Regions from separate parts of the Homo sapiens genome. Here region 2 is linked to region 1. Evidence: read pairs that join two places in POLR2A ChIA-PET (ENCODE). Cell type or tissue: endothelial cell of umbilical vein. All regions are shown on one strand. Links, peaks and the distances in the headings refer to the core of each region. The heading gives the core; the rest is flanking DNA. Region 1 overlaps APP (amyloid beta precursor protein). Region 2 overlaps APP (amyloid beta precursor protein).

Region 1 (2,803 bases), core at 85-2,584:
AACCTAACAACTTTAGAGGGCCGCAAAGTGAATCATACAAAAGATAAATTAAAGCTTTAAATCTTTGCCAGTGGATGAGTCAAGTAAGAGTGGATTTAATGAAATGGCTCATGGCTTTGAGAAGCAGCTGTCATAATGCTGGGTTGGCAGCTTCCAGGACTGTGTGAGGCTTTCTGACTGTCTATACTGAAATAGGAGAACTCATTTGAAAATGACGAATAGGAGAATAGCAGAAACTTGCATTTTCTTTTGAGGGAACTGGCTGCCAGTTTTGAGGTCCTTATTTAGAAATGCTCGATTCCTGTATTGAATAAACTTGGACTACATGTATGTCAAAAAGAAAAGCAAAACACTTTTATAGCCTTAAGCAGATTACAGATGTGTGGCCAAACCAGTGGGGTCTGTTTTTGTTTCCAAGCAGGTGATGGCTGGAAGAGGAGATGCCTCTGTAGTGCAGGGCTTGAGTTGCTGCTGTCTGAGCTACATCTGGCAATGAGACTGTGCTGCTTACTGAGACCTAATGGCACAGGTTGCCCCAGTAACAGGATATTGCTGAATGAGAAATACTGTAGGATTCATTTGTAAGAGTTATTTGGAGGGTTGGATTATTCAGTGCTAAGGATCCTAAGCTACTGATGCATGGACTCTTTTCTTCCCTCCAGTATCTTTTAATTAAACTGTACAAATTCCCTGGCTTAAAAATAGTAGGAAAAGAGGAAGAAAATACAGATTCTTATGATTTTAACTGGTCTCTGGCAATAGTACACCGAAACATTAATTTCTTGTTGAAACCATCTGGATATTTGTATCTTCAGTGTAAAACCCCTAATTTAGATAGGACTCTCCATTGTGACATGGAAAAATAACCCTTTAATTAGTTAATTAATTTTACTGTGGCCTCAAAATCTACATATTAGCATATCAAGCCAAAAACTGTTGGCTTTACTTGGGAGCCATGTGGCTTAAACTAGTACCAGTAACTTACCACAAGGAACTCAGCAAAATTATAAGTCCATGTTTGTTTTGGAAGGAAGGCAATTATTACGAAAATAATTTAGAGATGTTCAAACTATTTCCTTTGAGTAGAGGTAGAGAGTGAACAAAATCTGTCCCAAGTGGGAGCTAACTAGCTTCCTTTTTTGCCCTCCCTGTTTACAAAGTAACACTTTTAGTTTACTAGGTAACATTTGCAGTATCCCCAGTGTTTCAATGTAAAATTGTAGGTGGTAGACTAATGCCACTTAGCCAAAGCCATGATCACCTGAATTTTTAATATATATTTTTGTATGGAGTGAGATACTGGGAGAACAGTCTTCATTAGCTTAAACTCTAGAATGTACTGTTTGTTTGTTTGTTTGTTTGTTTGTTTTGAGATAGAGTCTCGCTCTGTCACCCAGGCTGCAGTGCAATGGTGCAATCTCAGCTCACTGCAACCTCCCCTCCCAAGTTCAAGTGGTACTCCTGCCTCAGTCTCCCGAGGATTACAGGTGCCTGCTTCCACACTCAGCTTTTTTTTTTTTTTTTTAATGGAGACGGAGTCTCACTCTGTTGCCCAGGCTGGAGTGCAGTGGTGTGATTTGGGCTCACTGCAACCTCTGCCTCCCAGGTTCAAGCGATTCTCCTGCCTTAGCCTCCCGAGTCGCTGGGATTACAGGTGCCAACCACCATGCCTGGCTAATTTTTGTATTTTTAGTAGAGACGAGGTTTCACCATGTTGGTCAGGCTGGTCTCGAATTCCTGACCTCAAGTGATCCACTGGCCTCGGCCTCCCAAAGTGCTGGGATTACAGGCATAAGCTACCATGCCCAGCCAAGAATGTACAATATTTTTAAAGAAATGCGGTTTATTACCATAAAATACAGGTTGAGCATCCCTAATCCAAAATCTGAAATGCCCTAAAATCCAAAATGTTTTGAGCACTGACATGACAGCAAACGTAGAAAATTATGTGACTTTATGTGTTCAATGTATACAAACTTCCTTTCTGAAACAAAAATTATTTAAAATGTTGTATAAAATTGCCTTCAGGCTGTGTGTATAAGGTATTTTTGAAACATAAATGAATTTTATGTTTATACTTGGGTCCCATCTCCAACATATCTTATATGTATGGAAATATCCCAAAATTTGAAAAAAATCTGAAATCTGAAACACTTCTGGTCCCAGGCAGTTTGGATAAGGATTACTCAATCTGTAAATACAGTAGCTCAAATTGATTTTGTAAGGCAGTCAAGTTATTATTTATAGTATTTTAATTTGTATTATTCTTTTAATATAGCAATTCATTTTATATATTTATATAAATAAATTTTTTGCAATTGAGCAAATTAAAAAAATTAAGTGCTTCCTTCAGATCTACATTTTATTTTCTATTTGTTATCAATTTAATAAGTAAAGGACACACAGATCATCTGATTGTGTTGTCAGACATTTGAAGGTGCAACTGATGAATGTTCACTGTTGTACTTTGTTTTGTCATGTAAATTGTTTTAAAGAGAAGTGAATGTTGAGCATATAGTAGGCCACACGTGCCTGTGGATTGGCTCATTGTTTTAGGAATGTGTAATTCTGGAAAAGATTTGCCAAGGGTATTCAAAAGTATAGTTTGATATTAGAAATTATTTGAAAATAATCTTTATAGCATAGCACCATTTTATTTAGATCAATAGTAATTCAAGCAGTATACATAATTTGCTATTGTAAGCGTAGCATATAACCTAAGTTTTCTTTTACATTTGAGACCACTGTTTGCTGTTGGTCGAATTTGGTCTTCCAAGATTTTTTGCTTAGTGACCTAATTGCC
Region 2 (2,803 bases), core at 299-2,798, 110 kb after region 1:
CTGGTAGGTCTAAGTTCTTTGATCTATGATGTTTGAAAGCCAAAAGGAAATGTGTTTTAAAGGAAAAGGGACTTCTTCTGTACCCTCAGTCTAAGCCAGACAAGTGATATTTCAGGAAAATGTCCCTAGCAATAAGGAATATTTTCACAAATGATGTGAAGCTTTGTTTGTGTCCCTTCCAGGGCAGTTTGTTACCATAAGGGGACAAAGCATGCTTCATTTAAACATGTGTGGCCAGGAAACTGTTATTTTTAAACAAAAATAAACCCCGATTTAGACATGTAGTCTGAGTTTTAACTCTGGGAGATTTTCAAGATTGATAGTGTAGCTAAAAATAACTGACCTAATTTTCTGGAGGTCAAGATAAAAACTGGATTTGTGGTACAGCATTTACTTTGTGATAATATGTGTATAAATTCTTCCCCAAGTTGGAAAATGTGGCCGCGTCATACAGGGCTGTATCTCTCTTGACCATTGAAGTGCCTAGGTCGCTACACTACAATTTGACTTAGAGTTGGTGAAACTTCTGGCCATTCACGTAGCCATCGTATTCATCCTGAGAAAGGGAAACCTAAAGACTTGGGAGAGTGTTCTGGGAGGAAAGTGCTATTGAGAATGGGCTGTCCAAGCAAAGTGACAGGCAGGCCTCACTTAGCTAGAAGAGGGAGCTTTTCAGCCCTGCTCCACCATCAGGAATCTCCGTGACCTTGGACTACTGCTTTAATCTCTTTTATCCTGGCTTCTAAAAGATACCGTCGAATTCATTCTTTTTCAAACCTATCAAAAATTTGAAATGTATGAAAAAGAGGGTGCTTGTGATGATAGATGGGTTTATGCTTCCTTTTTTTTTTTTTTTTTTTTTTTTTTGAGACGGAGTCTCACTCTGTTGCCCAGACTGGAGTGCAGTGGCGCGATCTCGGCTCACTGCAAGCTCCGCCTCCGGGGTTCACACCATTCTCCTGCCTCAGCCTCCCGAGTAGCTGGGACTACAGTGCCACCACCACATCTGGCTAATTTTTTTTGTATTTTCAGTAAAGATGGGGTTTCACCATGTTAGCCAGGATGCTCTCGATCTCCTGACCTCATGATTCCAAAGTGCTGGGATTACAGGCGTGATATGCTTCTTTAATATTAGTTTCTAATCCAAGTAATATAGCCATGTCCTCTATAAAATGGAACTTTTCATGGAACAGTGAGAAGGTTGCATTAGGAATTGGGATACTTGGGTTCAGATTTCAGTTCTGCCACTTGCTAGTTTTAAGTATACTTCTCAGGATGGATGTCAGTTTGTTCAACTGTCAGTGGGAGTAGTGATCCCACTAAGGAAGATTATTGTGGTTATCAAATCAGCAGATGGGTATGAAAAGGCCATGAGTGCAGTTCTCATGGTTATGAAGGTGTCATAACTGGCATAGTCCCATCACAGTATGGCTTTGGCATCGCAGATGGCTGTAGCATATATGCTAATCAGAACATCCCTACCGTCCTTAAAGATCTCATGGGTTCTCTCCCAAATCAGCTGCTCCACCGACCTACAAGTAAGTCCATGCTTCTTTAGTATATTTACTCACTAGTGAAGGCCCGTCTGCTAAAAGTGTCTTCAGTAGGGGAGAGCTGCTCTTTTCTGGGAAACCCAGCAATGAAGTTTGTCCTGTGATGCCCTCTACACTTACTGACCTGTTTCCTGAGAACTTCCCGTAACAAATGGTCCAGGGAAGAAGGAAGTCTGTGACCAGTCTTTCCTTTCCTGTGGCTTTCTGGTTCAGAAATGTGACCCTGATGATAAGAAACTTCAAGGCATGACTCTGGTGTTTTGGCAATATTCCCCTGGCAGTATTGTTTCTTGGCTCACACTCATCTCATGCCTTGCTTTGTTTGCTTTGTTTTTGAGAATTGTTTTTTTGTTTGTTGTTTGTTTTTGGTTTTGGCTTGTGAGACAGAGCCTTGCTCTGTTGCCCAGGATGGCGTGCAGTTGGCACAATCTCGGCTCACTGCAGCCTCCACCTCCCGGGTTCAAGCAATTCTCCTGCCTCAGCCTCCTGAATAATGGGGATTACAGGCACACACCACCGTGCCTGGCTAATTTTTGTATTTTTTTAGTAGAGACGGGTTTCACCATGTTGGCCAGGCTGGTCTTGAACTCCTGACCTCAAGTGAACCACCCACCTCGGCCTCCCAAAGTGCTGGGGTTACAGGCGTGAGCCACCACGCCCAGCCATTATGTTTGTTTTTCTTTCATGAAGGGATAACCGAGGCTGTTGTGTGGTGGTGTCTTGGTACAGCTCGTGGCTGTGGTCAGTGTGGTGGAGGGTAGGTCTTCTCAGATGGTAACATGCATGAGAGTCACCTGGGGATCACATTAACATGCAGATTCTGATTCCCTGGATCTGGGTGGGACCTGAGGTTCTGCATGTCTAACAAACTCCCAGAGAACACCCATGTAGCAAGAGTACAGACAAAAGGATTCAAAGCGAAGGGACTGCAAGAACCATGGAACCAGCCTCCCACGATTTTGCGGATGACGAACCCGAGCCTTGGGGAGTTTCAGAGGCCATGGAGAGATGAAGTATAATAAACAGCATAGCAGTTGTATGTTGAGCCAAGAATCAGACATGCACAGAACTGCTGATTGGAAAATTAAATCTGTTTCTCATAGCCCTGGTGTGGCAAAATGCCTAGCTGGAAGTGGGTGACCGCTTGATTTACAGTGGGCCTCCTGGGTAGGGAAAATTAGTCCATCCCATTTACAGCTACTTCCAATGCAGCTGTGTCAGGGGAGAGAGAAGAAAGGACATGGAAGAGA

Evidence for each region. Peaks named below come from ENCODE experiments on the same cell type or tissue, not always from the same donor. Only the 100,000 strongest peaks of a DNase experiment are listed, where the experiment ranks them.
Region 2: POLR2A ChIA-PET joins it to region 1 with 7 read pairs; 3 of 35 experiments call an interaction of 5 or more read pairs at or near these places.

What each region holds. Positions count from the first base shown.
Region 1 is chr21:26,039,328-26,042,130 of GRCh38, reverse strand. The region is part of intron 5 of APP (amyloid beta precursor protein); the gene reads left to right. Among named protein-coding and RNA genes, the nearest start is that of APP, 130 kb to the left of the region's middle. In endothelial cell of umbilical vein, for the core only: no CTCF peak of the experiment used is centred there; no DNase peak of the experiment used is centred there.
Region 2 is chr21:25,925,067-25,927,869 of GRCh38, reverse strand. All of the region lies in intron 13 of APP (amyloid beta precursor protein), which reads left to right. Among named protein-coding and RNA genes, the nearest start is that of GABPA, 190 kb to the right of the region's middle. In endothelial cell of umbilical vein, for the core only: no CTCF peak of the experiment used is centred there; a DNase peak (open chromatin) is centred at 1,759; H3K27ac peaks cover 2,500 bases.